Regions from separate parts of the Homo sapiens genome. Here region 2 is linked to region 1. A link is a loop called in an ENCODE intact Hi-C map of the cell type or tissue named here. Cell type or tissue: CD14-positive monocyte. All regions are shown on one strand. Each heading gives the region's core, and the rest is flanking DNA. Links, peaks and the distances in the headings are about the cores only. Region 1 has its middle 7.5 kb from the start of GRAMD1C. Region 2 overlaps ATP6V1A (ATPase H+ transporting V1 subunit A).

Region 1 (8,340 bases), core at 251-8,250:
TCTCCATGGTATTTTTTCACCCTCATTGCAATGAGTCAATAAACACAATGTTGTCTAACTACAGCTATGGTTCTCCTGGACTTTGGCTGAAGAGCATTGATATATTTTGCAGTGAAATAGAACATAAGGTGAAAGTGAATATGGAAGAAAAGTTGTTAGAAGTTTGAAGAGAAAGGAGAAATTATGAAATACTTAGGAGCACAGGTGAATGAACTGACTAATGTTTTAGGAAAACAGTAAAACAGTAGCATTGCTGGGCAACACAAATGCCTCATTGAGATTAATGGTCATGTATTTAAAGTGAGATCACACTAATATGTAAACAGCTCCCAGAAATCCCTGCTTACCACAATCAGGGGAATGCTTAATTAGGAGATTAATGGTCATGTATTTAAAGTGAGATCACACTAATATGTAAACAGCTCCCAGAAAAACATATGGAAAAACCATAGTCAAGTTAAAATTGTTAAAGTATATGTCAGAAAGTTCATGGAAAAGGAAATATCAGTGTCTTTTTTTTTTTTTTTTTGAGACGGAGTTTCACTTTTGTCACCAGGCTAGAGTGCAATGGCACGACCTCAGTTCACTGCAAACTCCACCTCCTGTGTTCAAGCGATTCTCCTGTCCCAGCCTCTGGAGTAGCTGGGATAACAGGTGCCCACCACCACGCCCAGCTAATTTTTTTTTTTTTTTTTTTAGTAGAGACAGAGTTTCACCATGCTGATCAGGCTCGTCTCGAACTCCTGACCTCATGATCCACCCTCCTTGGGCTTCCAAAGTGCTGGGATTACAGGTGTAAGCCACCGTGCCTGGGCAAATGTCTCTTAAAAATATAAAAGATCCTCAGTTTCACTCAGAATAGCATAGAAATTAAAACCACACTGAAATACTATTTTTCACTTACTAGTTTGACAAAAAGTACAGAAATTTGAAAACGCATTCTGCTGACAAGACCGTGGGGATACAGGACTCTTATAATGGAAGTGTAGAGGCTGGGTGCGGTGGCTCATGCCTGTAATCCCAGCACTTCAGGAGACCAAGGCAGGTGGATCCTTTGAGGTCAGGAGTTCGAGACCAGCCTGACCATCATGGTGAAACCCTGTCTCTACTAAAATGCAAAAATTAGCCAGGCGTGGTGGCAGGCGCCTGTAATCCCAGCTACTTGGGAGGCTGAGGCAGGAAAATCGCTTGAACCCAGGAGGCGGAAGTTGCAGTGAGCCAAGATTGCACCACTACACTCCAGCCTGGGTGACAGGGTGAGACTCTGTCTCAAAATAATAATAATAATAATGGAGGTGTAAAGTAATATAGCGAATTTGGCAATAGCTTCAAAAATTACAAAATGCATATACTCTTCAGCAGTACCAACTTCTGCAATTTTTCCTATAGATTTAATTGCACACATGCAAAATAATCCAAAGTTATTCCTAGAAGAATAGTTGGTAGTAAAAATTGAAAACAAATCATCATCAATAAAGGACTGGTTAAATAAATGACAAACCTCCATCCATTAGAATTTGGAATTCTGTGCAGTTTCATAATAATTTTTAAAAGAATGAGGAGGAGCAACATCAACGAAAATGGCAGAGTGGGGAACTTCAAAAGTCTGTACTTCCACAAAAGCAACAAAAAAGGTGGCAAGAGCTGTCAGAAACAATTTATTTGGAAATCTGGAATGTCACCAAAACCTTACCACAATCAGGGGAATGCTTAATTAAGAAAAAACAGCTGAGTCTCAGTAAAAGACTTTTGTGACATTTTATTTTAACTTACCCTGGTACCATCCCCTACTCTACAATAGCCCACATTCCTGGTACTGATTCGTAGTATCAGAGGTAGCAGTACAGACCTTATTCTCGAAGAATTGTTATCTGTTTGCTTTGACCTGTTTGGTGGCTCCCTGAAGGCTCAAGGACTTGTTTGCCTTATTTTATCTCAGAACTCTTCCAAGGGTAGGACACCTGCCTTGGGCAGGTGTTGGTGGGGGAATGTTGGTAGAGGGGGCAGGTAGAGTATTTATTGAAAACATTTGGGCCGGGCATGGTGGCTCACGCCTGTAATCTCAGCACTTTGGAAGGCTGAGGGGGCAGATCACCTGAGGTTGGGAGTTCGAGACCAGCCTGACCAACATGGAGAAACCCCATCTCTACTAAAAATACAAAAATTAGCTGGGCGTGGTGGTACAAGCCTGTAATCCCAGCTACTTGGGAGGCTGAGGCAGGAGAATTGCTTGAACCCAGGAGGCAGAGGTTGCAGTGAGCCAAGACAGCACTATTGCACTCCAGCCTGGGAAACAAGAGCAAAACTCGTCACACACACACACGCACACACACAAAAAAAAAAAAAAAGAAAGAAAGAAAGAAAGAAAAGAAAAGAAAAAATTTGAAGGCAAATATATTACCAGTATCACTTGGGGCAAGGGATAACAGTTCAGGCAAACAATGGACAATCTGAATAAGGGCTTTGAAAAACTCTCACAAATTCCTGGGAATCCAGAAGGCCACATCCATGCCCAAAGCTGGGAACATGCTCAGAAAAGACCTAAGAAGGCCCTAAACTTCCACCTCTGGCTGACTTTTTGCTCGGCTAAGGCAGAGATATAAACTGCCTGGCTGGGTGTTACAGGCATACCCAGCACACACAGAAAGCCAGTCTGCAAAGACTGGAAGATAATTGCTTGTTTCTGTATGTATTTTTCTTCCTCGGTTTTTATTTTTTTCTAATCTGACAGAACAGAGACTTATGTGGCCACATAAAACAAAGAATACAAACTTTACAAAATTAGTTTGACTTGTATGAGGTACCTAGAGTAGTCAAATTCATAGAGAAAGGAAGTAGAATGGTGGTTTCCAGGGGCTATGAAGAGGGCAGAATGGGGCTTTATTTAACTGGTTCAAAGTTTCAGTTTGGGGTGAAGAAAAAGTTCTGGAGATGTGATCATTACACAATATAAATGCACGTAATGTCACTGAACCATACTTGAAATGGATAAAATGGTTAATTTTATCTTGTGTATATTTTACCATAACATAAAAAAGTAGTTTATAAAAGATACTAACAAACCACAAATAAATGCTAAAATAAGCAGCAACAGTAAAACCTGGGGAGGTGTACAACCTGATTTTCAAAGTTGCTGCATTATGCCAGGCACAGTGGCTCATGCCTGTAATCCCAGCACTTTGGGAGGCTGAGGCAGGTGGATCACCTGAGGTCAGGAGTTCAAGACCAACCGGGCCAACATGGTGAAACCCTATCTCTACTAAAAACACAAAAATTAGCCAGGCCTGGTGGTGGGTGCCTGTAGTTCGTGAGGCTGAGGCACGAGACTCTCTTGAACTGGGGAAATGGAGGCTGCAATGAATCGAGATCACACCACTGCACACTGCACTCCAGCCTGAGCGACAGAGTAAGACTCTGTCTCAAAAAAAACAAAGTTGCTGCATTATAATATTCAAAATGTCCAGTTTTCAACAAAAAATTATAAGGTACACAAAGAAACAAGACAGTTTGACCCATATACAGAGAAAAATAATAGAAACAGCCCCTAATGAAGCCTGAGCATTAGGCAAACAAAACTTTAAATCAACTATTTCATATATGCTCAAAGAGCTAAAAGAAATCAAATTCAAAAGAGACCCATGAGAACAATGTCTCACCTAATGAAGAATATCAATAAAGAGATATAAATTACAAAAGGAACCACATAGAAACTCTGGAGCTGAAAAATACAATAACTGAAATGAGAAATTCACTAGAGTAATTCAAATAGACTTGAGCAGACAGAGGAACAAATCAGCAACTTGAAGGTGGGTCAATTGGGATTATTCAGTCTGAGGAGCAGAAAGAAAAAAAAGTGAAGAAAAATGAACAGAACCCATAAGACCTGTAAGACACTGCCAAGTAGACCAACATATACAAAATGGGAATTCCAGGAGAGAAGAAAGAAAGAATATTTGAAGAAGTAATGGCCAAGAAAGAATGAGGAAACTCTTTATGCACTGATATATAAAGATCTACAAAAAATTTTGTCACATTAAAAAAAAGTAAGGTGCAAAACAATATACAGTGCCAAAAATGCATACTCTGAATCTAATTGTGAGGAAACAGACAAACTGAAATTGAGGGACATTACTTGAACTCTTCAAAAACATCAAACTCATAAAAGGCAAAGAAAGACTGAAGTGTTCTTTCATACTAAAGAACACTAAAGATATATAGCAACTAAATACAATGTGCGATTTTGTCTTGGATCCTGAACCAGAAACATTTTGTTGTTGTTGTTGTTATAAAGAACATTACTGGGACAACTGGAAAACTTTGAATAAAGTGTAGGTTACATTATAGTATTGACTCAGTGTTAATTTCCTGTTTTTGTTTTTTGAGACAGAGTCTTGCTCTGTCACCCAGGCTGGAGTGCAGTGGTGCGATCTCAGCTCACTGCAACCTCTGCCTCTTGGGTTCAAGCAATTCTCCTGTCTCATGCTCCGGAGTAGTCTCAAGTGCATACCATCATGCCAGGCCAATTTTTGTATTTTTAGTAGAGATGGGGTTTTTACAGGTCACCCTGGCCTCGAATTCCTAACCTCAGGTGACCCACCCGCCTTGGCCTCCCAAAGTGCTGGGATTACGGGCATGAGTCACCATGCCCATACAATTTCCTGTTTGTTATAATTGTACTATGGTTAGGTATGGGGATGTGCTTGTTTTAGGAAGTGCAGTCATGCATTGCATAACAATGTGTCAGTCACTGCATTCAACAGTGAACCACAAGAAAACAGTGGTCCCATAAGATTATAGTACAATATTTTTACTGTACTTTTTCTATGTTTGGATACACAAATACTTCTCATTGTGTTACAGCTGTCTTCAGTATTCAGCATGGTAACATGCTGTCCAGGTTTATAGCTCAGGAGCAATAGGCTATTCCATATAGCCTAAGTGTGTAGTAGTAATACAGGAGATAGAATTTAGGCAGATAGTAAGGGTAAGAGTCCTCGGTGGAACTCCCCTTTTAACAAAAAGCAGCCACCAAAACATTTCTTTTCTAACAAAGAGCAGCCTGAAAAATCAAGCCGCAAACATAGATAAGCAAGCTAAAAAGCTTGCACAGGTGAATGCCAGCCTCAGTGCCAATAGAAAAGGGCTACCTGGATGCCAGGCATGTTCAACAGGGAGGGTCCTCTTCTCTTTTCTTTGTCACCACGTGTACAGTAAAGAGGCAGGCAACATGGTGCCTGGCCATGTAGAGAACCCATCTCCATAATAAAAGATTAGGGTGGAGTGGCCAGCTTCTTTGCATGCTGTGCAAACCGCACACCTAGTCCTAACCAGTTCTTCGTGTGCTATGCAAATGACACACCTGGTCCGACCAATCTTTTGTGCCCTATATAAATCAGATACCACCTCCCCAAGATCATCTATTCAACCTTCTGCATTTCACCATGGAAGCAGCAACCCATATTCTCTGGGGCCCCTCTCTCTGCAGCAGAGAGAGCTTTTCTCTTTATTTCGCCTATTAAACTTCTGCTCTGAACCTCACCCTGGTTTGTCTGCGTCCTTGTTTTCCATGACCGTGGGACAACGAACCTCAGGTATTACCCCAGACAACAACATCACCTCAGTAGGCTCTACCATTTAGATTTCTTTAAGTACATTCTAGGATGTTGGCACAACAGCAAAATTGCCTAATGACGCATTTCTCAGAACATATCCCAGTTGTTAAGTGACGTATGACTTTGTACACTGATATATTTGATCTAGCTCACCCAAATGTTTCAGAAAAAAAAATTGTGTGCCAAGAGAGAATAATAAATAAAGCAAACATGAAAATCTGAGTAAAAGTTTTATGGGAAGCCTTTGCACTATTCTTGCAACTTTCTTATTTCAAGTAATTAAAAACTATTATAACTCAATAAATAAAGTGAAACCACCCTCCACAGTTGTGTCATTTTTTTTTTGTAGTTGCACAAATGCAAACACAGAATGGACACAGTTGGATTTAGTTGGAGGTTTTGGAGGGTTTCTTGAGACAGGGTCTCTCTCTATTACCCAAGCTAAAGTGTAGTGGCATGATCACTGTTCACTGCAGTCTTAACCTTCTGGACTCAAGTGATCCACCTCAGCCTTCCAAGTACCTGGGGCCACAGGCCCACACCACCCCATCCAGCTAGGTTTTGGGGAGTTTTGTTTGTTTGTTTGTTTGTTTGTTTTGTACAGACTGGGCCTCCCTATGTTGCCCAGACTGGTCTTAACTCCTGGCCTCAAATGATCCTCCTGTTCTGGCCTTCCCTCGTGCTGGGATTACAGATGTGAGCCACTGCACCCAGCCTAAGGTTGATTTTTACCAGGCAAGTACGCTAAGTCACAAGAGAAGCAAGGGAGATAAGTATGTATGCAAGGATTTGGCAATAATGATTGCCCCTGGAGTCCAAGCAGGGTTAAGAAGCAAAATAAGGTCATAAGAGTGTCAAGGCCAATGAAAGTGTGAGGATTAAATGTTTGTAAATCTAGTTGAGATTAAAGGACTGCTGGTGATAGAAGTGATGAGTTGGAAAGATACAAATGGTACTTGAAACTGAGATTGTGGACAAATTGCAGTTATAATGATAAGTTCTATGATATGAGCATGAGAGTGGGTGGCTGACAGGAGTGGTGGTTCAGATTGTTGGGGCAGAGGACAAGGCACTAAGAAACCAGGAATTGAAAGTATAACCTTAGTGGCTATTGAAATCACCAAGTGCAGAAAGAGTAGGGTAGAAGAAAGCGACATGAGCAAGGAGCAAAAATCTTCAATGAAAAAGGGAACATGGATTGTGAGTTTATAGATGACTCCAATAAGAAAAGGCAACTGGTGGCATAGTGTTCTGACATGAAATTCAAAGATAGAGTGTTAGGGAAGAGTGAAGGAAAAGAGTCTGGAAGTAATAGGAAAAAAGAAGACAATCACTTTTTCTTGGGCCCATTGGTGCTCCAGCTACTATAGTTGCATGACAAATCACCCAAAACCTTAGTGGCTGAAAACAATAATCATTCATTATTTCATGGTTTCTGTGGGTCAGGAACCTGGAGCAGCTCAGCTCCTCAGTTCTAGCTCATGGGCTTTCAGAGGTTGCCCTTAATCAAGTGGATATCCAGTCATCAGAAGACCTGATAGTGGCTGGAGGATCCACTTCTATGGTGTCTCACTTACATGGCCGGGCACCTGGTACTGGCTATTGGTTTGGGACCTCAATTCCTCTCCATATGGACATCTTCACAGAGCTGCTTCAGTCCTCATTGCATGGCAGTGCCTTTCCTCAGAGCAGGTAATCCAGGATACCAAGGTGAGGACTACAGTGCCGTTTATGACCTAACCTTGGAAGTTATAGACTATCATTTACACCGCATTCTATTGGGGTCAGTCAGCTCTGATTCACTGAGGGAGGTGACTCCACAGGGCATGAATGATAGAGGCCAGGATCAATGGAGGCCTTATTGATTGGAGGCCAATGGAGGCCAGGATCAAAGAAGGCCAGATCAATGGGAAGTTACAAGTGATATGATGGTGTGGGAGAGGAAACAGACACCACTTGAGAGGGCTTCAGGGAAAGCCGTTTCCTCTCAAGTTTCAGGGGAAAACCAAGTATCAGTGCAAGCTTGTCCAACCCGTGGCCCACAGGCCACATGCGTCCTAGGACAGCTTTGAATGCAGCCCAACACAAATTCGTAAACTTTCTTAAAATATTATGAGAGTTTTTTGCCATCAGCTGTCATTAGTATTAGTGTATTTTATTTTATTTTATTTTAAGATGGAGTCTCGCTCTGTCACCCAGGCTGGAGTGCAGTGGTGCGATCTTGGCTCACTGCAACCTCTGCCTCCCGGGTTCAAGCAATTCTCCTGCCTCAGCCTCCTGAGTAGCTGGGACTACAGGTGCATGCCACCACGCCCGGCTAATTTTTTGTATTTTAGTAGAGGCGGGGTTTCACCGTGTTGCCCAGGCTGGTCTCAAACTCCTGAGCTCAGGCAATCCGCCTGCCTCGGCCTCCCAAAGTGCTGGGATTACAGGCATGAGCCACTGTGCCCGGCCTAGTGTTAGTGTATTTTATATGTGGTCTGAGACAATCCTTCTTCCAATGCAGCCCAGTGAAGCCAAAAGATTGGACACCCTTGAGTTAGAACAAGATGAAGAAAGATTTTTAGAGAATTTTCAGAGAAAACTCAAAGAACTTAGGTTATAGAAGATTTTGTTGGCTGGGTGCGGTGGCTCACGCCTGTAATCCCAGCACTTTGGGGGGCCGAGGCAGGCAGATTGCCTGAGCTCAGGAGTTCACAACCAGCCTGGGCGACATGGTGTTGAAACC
Region 2 (8,340 bases), core at 155-8,154, 48 kb after region 1:
ATATCGGTTTTTGCCATTACTTTTAATAGAAATCATCAATTTATGGTGACATAAATCTACTATTTTTTTAAAATTATACCACAATTCTTTATTTTTAAAAAGTTACACATGCAAATAAATTAAATACATCCTTTATGCTGGGAGATCTATTCCTGTGCATGCTTTTGGTTTATTGAGTGACATAATAAATTGCTTGGTAATAATTTATACTTGAATCATTTGAACTTTGTACATCACAAAATCAGTTTACCGTAAAATTATATAATTGGTTACAGAGAGGCTTAAGCCAAAAATAGACATCAGTTGAAAGCTACAGATATTGGAGTATTTACTTCTTTGCCATGAAACAGGGCATTTTCCCCCTGCTTTGTCATCTGAATTATTTAATAATTTTAAATCTAGAAGTAGATCCAGCATCAAACTTAAAGTTAGGTATTCATGTTGCTTGCTTCTCAGTTTGATTTATCCCAGGCATGGAGTTTGGGACTAAACTGATCCCCTGGATCCCGTGATGACTACAGAGATTTCCTTCACCAAAAATCAGATTAAAGCCTTGTTTCTGCAGAGCTATGAGTACACTACAGCACTTAGAAGCACATTCTGTACTATTTTCTTTCCCTCTTCCAAATGTTATCCCAGTTATTTGGGTGGGGCTTCTGTCTTGGTTCCCAGTCTAGAATAACTTAAGAAACATGGTGGCCGGGTGCAATGGCTCACGCCTGTAATCCTAGTACTTTGGGAGGCCAAGGCAGGTGGATCACTTGAGCTCAGAAGTTTGAGATCAGCCTAGGCAACATAGTCAAACCCGGTCTCTACCAAAAATACAAAAAATTAGCCAGGTGTGGTGGTGCATGCCTGTGGTCCCAGCTACTCAGGAGGGTGAGGCAGGAGGAGGATTGCTTGAGCTGGGAGGCAGAGGTTGCAGTGAGCTGAGATCATGCCACTGCACTCTAGCCTGGGCGACAGAGTGAGATCCTGTCTCAATTAAAAAAAAAAAAAAGAAGAAGAAGAAGAAACAGAGTTACATTGTTTTGGTACAGATTTTCTTCAGAAAATTTAATTTTTCCAGAAAAGTTTCAGAAATAATGCTTTCTGTGGGCAACCATGAAAAAAGTAAATGTTTTGGTACAGATTTTCTTCAGCAAATTTAATTTTTCCAGAAAAGTTTCAGAAATAATGCTTTCTGGGGGCAACCATGAAAAAAGTAAATCTTCAATGGTTTGAATTTATAATAAGTGCTAGCAATAGATAAAAATATTTAATTCACCATTATTACTCTAGATAAAATGTATTATAGTGTTAAACACATAAGCCCTTTATCTATAAAGATAATAAAAACATAAGCACATATAATAACTCTGAGGGAAAATCGTGGGACACATCTCAAACTTACGGAAAAAGGGCATCAAGGACTCTCTGGCCAGTCAACAGAGGATGATTGGCTGGCAGCTTCTCAGTGACAGGTCGAACTTGACGTACAGGCCATACTTGCACCATGGTGAACTTCTCCTTTACACCTTCAAATTCAAGCTCCAAGACAACATCCTATAGAAATACAGTAGGATTTTAGTATGGTCAAATTTGTGAACATTTCTTCCTTCAAAATCAAAGTAACCCGATTCTCCTTGGGGTTAGGAAGGTGATACATGTAAGTGCAAAGGGAGATTTATACTTTTTATTATAATTAATTATATATAGTCTTAGCTTTTTTTTTTTTTTAACCTGGTGCATTTATTACTTTTTTAATAATTACAAACAAAATTTCTGAGTTAGAAAGGAGTATATCAGACTTGTGACTGTAATCCCAGCTTCTCAGAAAACTGAGGCAGGAGGATTGCTTAAGCCCAGTAGTTCCAGCACCCCAGGCAACATAGTGACACCCCATCTCCTAAAACAAAAAAAAAAAAAAAAAGAAAGAAAGAAGTATATTAAGCAACAAAGAAATAGTTAAATATAAGTAAAGGCCTGTAATCCCAGCTACTTGAAAGGCTGAGGCAGGAGAATCGCTTGAACCCAGGAGGCAGAGGATGCAGTGAGCCGAGATCGCGCCACTGCACTCTAGCCTGGTGACAGAGCAAGAGTCCATCTCAAAAAAAAAAAATTAACTGGGCATGGTGGCATGTGCCCGTGGTCCCAGGTACTTGGGAGGCTGAGGTGATAGAACTGCTTGAGCCCAGCAGGTTGAGGCTACAGTGAGCTATGATTGCACCACTGCACTCCAGTCTGGGCAACACAGCAAGACCCTGTCTCAAAAAAAAAAAAAAAAAAAAGAAAAGAAAAAAAGAGAATTCAAATAATCCATTATATAATAATAATACTAATTATTTTTATTTTTTTGAGATGGAGTCTCGCTCTGTCACCCAGGCTGGAGTGCAATGGCACGATCTCAGCTCACTGCAACCTCCGCCTCCTAGGTTCAGGCGATTCTCCTGCCTCAGCCTTTCAACTAGCTGGGATTACAGGCGTGCGCCACCACGCCTGGCTAATTTTTGTATTTTTAGTAGAGACAGGGTTTCACCATGTTGGTCAGGCTGGTCTCGATCTCCTGACCTTGTGCTCTGCCCATCTCGCCCTCCCAAAGTGTTGGGATTACAGGCGTGAGCCTACATGCCCGGTCCCATTATATAATTACTATGTGAATATTGATACACCATTAAAATCAAAGTCTATTCTATGCCTAAACAACTAGGGCTTTAAATAAATGTAGCATCAGTTAATATGGTAGAAAACTGTTACATTTCTTTAAAAAGAAATACTATGTTCTGCTTTTTCATCCCTAAATCCAAGTTAAAAATAAACAAACAAAAACTTTCAAAAATTATAGGAGTTACTCAAAACTTATGTATTAAATATCAATTCTTTAATTACTTAGGGCACTAAAACTGGGCAGCTATCATATAGAAATAGAGGCACTCTGCAGGATAAAGTTCAAATGATACTTACAGAGGTATCATAATTCCCAGGTGGAGCAATGTAAGTTACAGTTCCTCTGTTTCGTGGGGGTAACATGATTTTGTGTTTGATAAGCGAGTTCTCACTGACAATTCCATAAATGTCTCCGCCAGTGATATGACTACCAACCTAGAGATAAATGTATTTGCTGTTTAATTTGCAAATAAATGTCAAGTAGACTTGCCCCTGCTGCTATAATTTAAATCAATTACCTGACTTATCAATAAAACATTAGTTCTAAAATCCCATGAAGTAGAGTTAAGAAAAACTTTAAACTATCCTTCTGTAGTCTATTTTTATTTGGACTAAGAGTACAATGTAGTTTACTAAACATTCATTTTATATTCTTTCAATAACTTCAGAAATTCTTGGTTACACAGACATACCCGTAGGTTTTTGCAAGGTGTAAAGTCCCATTTGATATCTCTGCTAAGAGCAGACACGTTTACTCCTCTGGGGATGTAGATGCTTTGGGTCTGACTGCTGATATCCGACAAAGGTCTTTGAATACCATCAAAAATGGCTCCCATAATGCCAGGACCAAGCTCTACAGAGAGGGGTTTACCAGTGCGAAGTACAGGATCTCCAACAGACACACCAGCTAAAAACAGCAGCTAAGGAAAACCTACTATGAAGGTTTAAAGACACAATTAACAGGAAATACCACAGTTTAACAAGGAAATGCCACTCAAGAAGTGAAAACGGAAGTTCCCAAACTTTCTCAGTTCACAGGATTCATAGTGTTTTCAGTAACTTCTTTCAGTGTCCCAGGACAAAAGATATATCTAACACTTGCATTTATTAAACAGTTATGTCTAAACAACCTAATATGTATATACGTCCTAACAACTGAGTAGCAATTTGAAAAAATATATGCATAAGTTGAAAGAAAAAATAATATTAATTTCAGTCCTAAATATCCATAATTCTCATGAATGTATATGCCCTTGGGGAACTATATAATTTTCCAATCTTGCAATCAGATTGGAAACTTGTTCCATTTTGATTGTCACATGATACCTGCTTTTGTAGCTTAGCAACTGCCAAAAACTCAGCTTTGCAAAGATATGACATCATTGACAAAAATATAGTACAGCAACATAATGAAACTGTTTATTATCTCAAGCTACTAGTTCATGTGGTGTCTGACAATATGTCTAACATTCCTGTGTTTGCCTCAAAAATTTTAAATATCCTGGCACCACATGAGTTTGCTGCAGCTTCTCAGAATGACTCTGCAAAGTTTGGGAACCACAGGGCTAAAAACAGAAGCAAAACTCCCTCATTAATACATTGCTTCACATATGCTGCTGAGGAATATCAGTCCCCTAATAAGGGTATTAGTACTTGGACAAAACCTAAAATCTTAAGAATAAAGTTATTTTGAAAACATACAAATAAGAATAAAATATATAAATAAGCATAATGAGTCCACTTTATTCTACACATTTGTTGACAGGAGTAAAATCAGTACAACTTTTCCTGAGAGCAATTTAGCAATATTTATCAAAATTCAAAATGGGTAAGTCGTGACCTAGGAATCCAACTTCTGTGAATTCTTACTATACTTACAATGTAGCACTGTTTATAACAACCAAAAACTAGAAACCAAAACTTCTATCATTAAGACATTGATAAGTAAATAATGGTACATTTATATGATGGAATTGTTATATGGCTGTAAAAAAAAGAACCAGAGTTATCATGAATTCCTCTAGAAATCTCTCTAAACTATGTATTTTCATTTCCAATTTTGATTATGAAAATTTTCAGAACAACAACAAAGTTGAAAGAATTTTACAGTGGACTCCCAGTCTCTACAAGCTAGGTTCTATATTTAACATTTTACTATATTTATCACATATCTATTTATCTTCTAGAATACACATACTTTTAAGTGAAAAAAAGCAAGGTGTATAACAGTACCTAAAATATGCTATCTTGGGAGGCCGGGGCAGGTGGATCGTGAGGTCAGGAGTTCAAGACCAGCCTGGCCAAGATGGTGAAACCCCATCTCTACTAAAAATACAAAAAATTAGCCGGGCATGCTGGCACGTGCCTGTAATCCCAGCTACTTGGGAGGCTGAGGCAGAGAATTGCTCAAACCTGGGAGGCGGAGGTTGCAGTAAGCCGAGATCATGCTACTGCACTCCAGCCTGGGCGACAGAGTGAGACTCTGTCTCAAAAAGCAAACAAACAAACAAAAAAACCATATATATATGTATATATATATATATGTGTATATATATACGTATATATATACACATGTATATATATATATAGAGAGAGAGAGAGAGAGAAAGGAAAGAAAAATACAAATATTTGTATTTGCTCATGTATGTAATTACTAAACTAGAAGGATATAAAATAAAGGGAGCTATAAATGTGGTTCCATGTGTGCATGGAGGTGTGTATGTGTTTTGATAAACGGCTAGATACAAGACAACAAAGGCAAGGAGGGTTGTCACTGTTTACATTTTCATTTATTTTAAATCTTCAAGCCATGAAAAAGATTAAACAGATTAAAAGATAAAAGTAAAAATAGAAAAAATATTTCTGATTAGTCACAATTTCATAGCTACAAAAACTTCTATTTTTATTTAAAATTTCTAGATGATTTTGTTTTAAATTGGCACCTAGTACTATAAAGAGACTAGTTATCTGCACGCATGTGTTTTAGAATGGCAAAAACGTCGTACCAAATAAATCTTGATTAAATACTCAAAGAATTAATGCTGATTTTGAGAATCAAAGTAAAACACATATAGAAGCACTAAAAAAGTGGTTCTTCTTCACTAGGCTTAACCCTTTATTTTTCATAGAAAATTGAAAATAAATACTATGTTTAAAAGCCAAAATTATGATAACCAAATAGTAAAGCTTTCCTAGTAATAAAACTGAAATGTAATATGTCACTCAGTGCTATCAAAAGAATGGTGACCGTTTTATTTGTGGACTTACTATTTTAAACTGAAATCATAATTAGAGAATTTTAACCTCACAAGTCAATATTGTTATTCTGTTTACGCTTTCTTCTACAATATGCGTCCCAATGAAGAAAAAATTCACTTGGTCCCCCTTAAGTTCATGAATTACTGAAGCAGTAAGAGCAATGAAAGTTCAGAAGATACTAATTTCTTAAAATAAGAGTACCAATTCATAGTACTTTTCTCTCTTTCTTTAACATACTCCTGCATAATTCAGGTCTCTTCACAACACCAGCATTTCATGCTTCTAATATCATTAGTTGTTGCTGCTTTGCTGCTTCCACCTTTGGCTTAAATCCTCAATTTTTTTTTTCTTTTCTGAGATGGAGTCTCACTCTGTTGCCCAGGCTGGAGTGCAGTGGTGCGATCTCTGCTCACTGCAACCTCCCACCTCCAGGGTGCAAGCGATTCCCCTGCCTCAGCCTCCCAAGCGGCTGGGATTACAGGCGCCTGCCACTATACCCAGCTGATTTTTGTATTTTTATTAGAGATGGAGTTTCACCATGTTGGCCAGGCTGGTCTCAAATTCCTGACCTCAGGTGATCCACCTGCCTGCCTCCCAAAGTGCTGGGATTACTTTGTGTGAGGCACTATGCCTGGCCTAAATCCTTAAATTTTGAAATATAGAAAGTGGCAGGAAATTGAGCCAAAAAGGATACAAGTTTCTTCATACACCTGAATAGTAGCCATGTCACCCTCCAATCGAATAATCTCTCCAACCAATTCGCTGTGGCCCACTCTCACCAGCTCATACATGGCTGCACCCGCCATGTCACAGGCTGTAACCACTGAAGAGAACAAAAGACTATTTTGATGACTTAAGACTCTAGTGCTCTGTGAATAGTCACAAATAATTAAAACACCCAATAAACCCAGTATTGTGCCTCTCTCATATATTCATAAGAAGGATAAAAACCTACTATGGAACATACTGGTAGTTTCACATAGATATATATTTTAGTGTATAATATAAAGAGGTAAGCCAAAGATTATTTATTTACATAATATACATGAAAACTTTTCAAACATTTCAAGTTCTGCATGGCAAACTTACCTGGTAGGATTCAGGTATGTTCTGAGAGTTGCTATGATACATGGAGTGAAGGCTTTGGAACAATAAAAAAAACTTTTAAAAGTAGAAATTGGAATAAATGGTTTGGCTAGTAGTATGGTAGAATGCCACACAATTATCACTTCGCTGTGCTGTTACCATTTCCTTTGAGAGACAGACCTAAAGCAACATGTTTACTTTCTAATAACTTATAGCAGTAGTTCTTAAAACTCTTCTGGGACATGGACCCTTTTCAAAAACTAATAATAGCTCTACTAGAAAAACTCACACACACATCTACAAAATTTTTTTCATAGGCCGTAAGGATATTTATAATCAGTCACCACCATTGGGTAAGAAATTGTCAATGGAATTCCATTTACTGAACTTACTATTTTGGACCATGTGGTCTAGTAAGCAAAAATTACTTTTCTAGCAGGGAAGGAAGGTTGCCATATTTTTAGACACGTGTAAGAATAAACCAATTTTTAATATTTAGCCTTCTGATACAACTGATTAGAACTATGTTATAGGTAATACTTCAGTGGAAACTATTAAAGCTTTATGAGTTAATTAACCTGTGTAAAAACAATGAAGACTTATTCATTCTATAAATATTTACCTCTATGCCGACTACTTAAGAATTAAGATGCACTGAAATACCAGAGATAATGAAATTTAAAAATCATATTTCATAAGCCAAAAAAGGATGCCATTGTTCCATTACCTTATTAAGTACTTAAGAATTAAAAATTGCAGGAGGCAAGGGGAGGGAGAGCATTAGGACAAATACCTAACGCACGTGGGGCTTAAAACCTAGGTAACAGGTTGATAGGTGCAGCAAGCCACCATGGCACATGTATACCTATGTAACACACCTACACTTTCTGCACATGTATCCCAGAACTTAAAGTAAAATTTAAAAAAATTTTTAAAATAAAATAAAAATTGTTTCCAGGAGCAGTTTACTACACAGTTTCACAGAATATTTTTTCCTAAACTCTCTGATGTTCTTTTGCCTTTTCTCTAAAGGTTCTTGGGTTTAGTCTGTCCATCCTGAAGACCCTTATGATCATTGAGAGGACAATTATTTCTCTGCATGGCAAAAGATACTGATAACCTTTTAATGACCTGCCAATGAAATCAAGCTCAAACACCAAGTTCTTGGGGGAGAAAAAAGAGGCACAGTGACTGACAGTCTTCATTTGCGTAAACATCAAAAAACTGTCATCACCACTACTCTAACTAGAACAAGAAAAAGACTATATAGCATGAGGTTTTAAGGATAATACATCACTGACCAGGTTTTACTTAGAGAAACTGTGACTGTGAATCACATTGTGTAGTGGG

Evidence for each region. Hi-C counts contacts between places; a loop is a spot of excess contacts. Peaks named below come from ENCODE experiments on the same cell type or tissue, not always from the same donor. Only the 100,000 strongest peaks of a DNase experiment are listed, where the experiment ranks them.
Region 2: it touches region 1 in a loop (4-fold over the local background); 5 of 110 quality-filtered maps call a loop at or near these places.

Annotation. Positions count from the first base shown.
Region 1 is chr3:113,827,129-113,835,468 of GRCh38, reverse strand. It overlaps a transcript of GRAMD1C not described here. Among named protein-coding and RNA genes, the nearest start is that of GRAMD1C, 7.5 kb to the left of the region's middle. RefSeq lists an enhancer at 4,422-4,571. In CD14-positive monocyte, for the core only: no CTCF peak of the experiment used is centred there; a DNase peak (open chromatin) is centred at 4,698; H3K4me3 peaks cover 1,433 bases; H3K27ac peaks cover 1,661 bases.
Region 2 is chr3:113,779,437-113,787,776 of GRCh38, reverse strand. It overlaps ATP6V1A (ATPase H+ transporting V1 subunit A), which reads right to left. Exons shown (of 15, transcript NM_001690.4): 3 at 6,599-6,727; 4 at 3,339-3,553; 5 at 2,944-3,081; 6 at 1,394-1,545. Among named protein-coding and RNA genes, the nearest start is that of ATP6V1A, 37 kb to the right of the region's middle. In CD14-positive monocyte, for the core only: no CTCF peak of the experiment used is centred there; DNase peaks (open chromatin) are centred at 3,646 and 4,206; H3K4me3 peaks cover 1,093 bases; H3K27ac peaks cover 2,631 bases.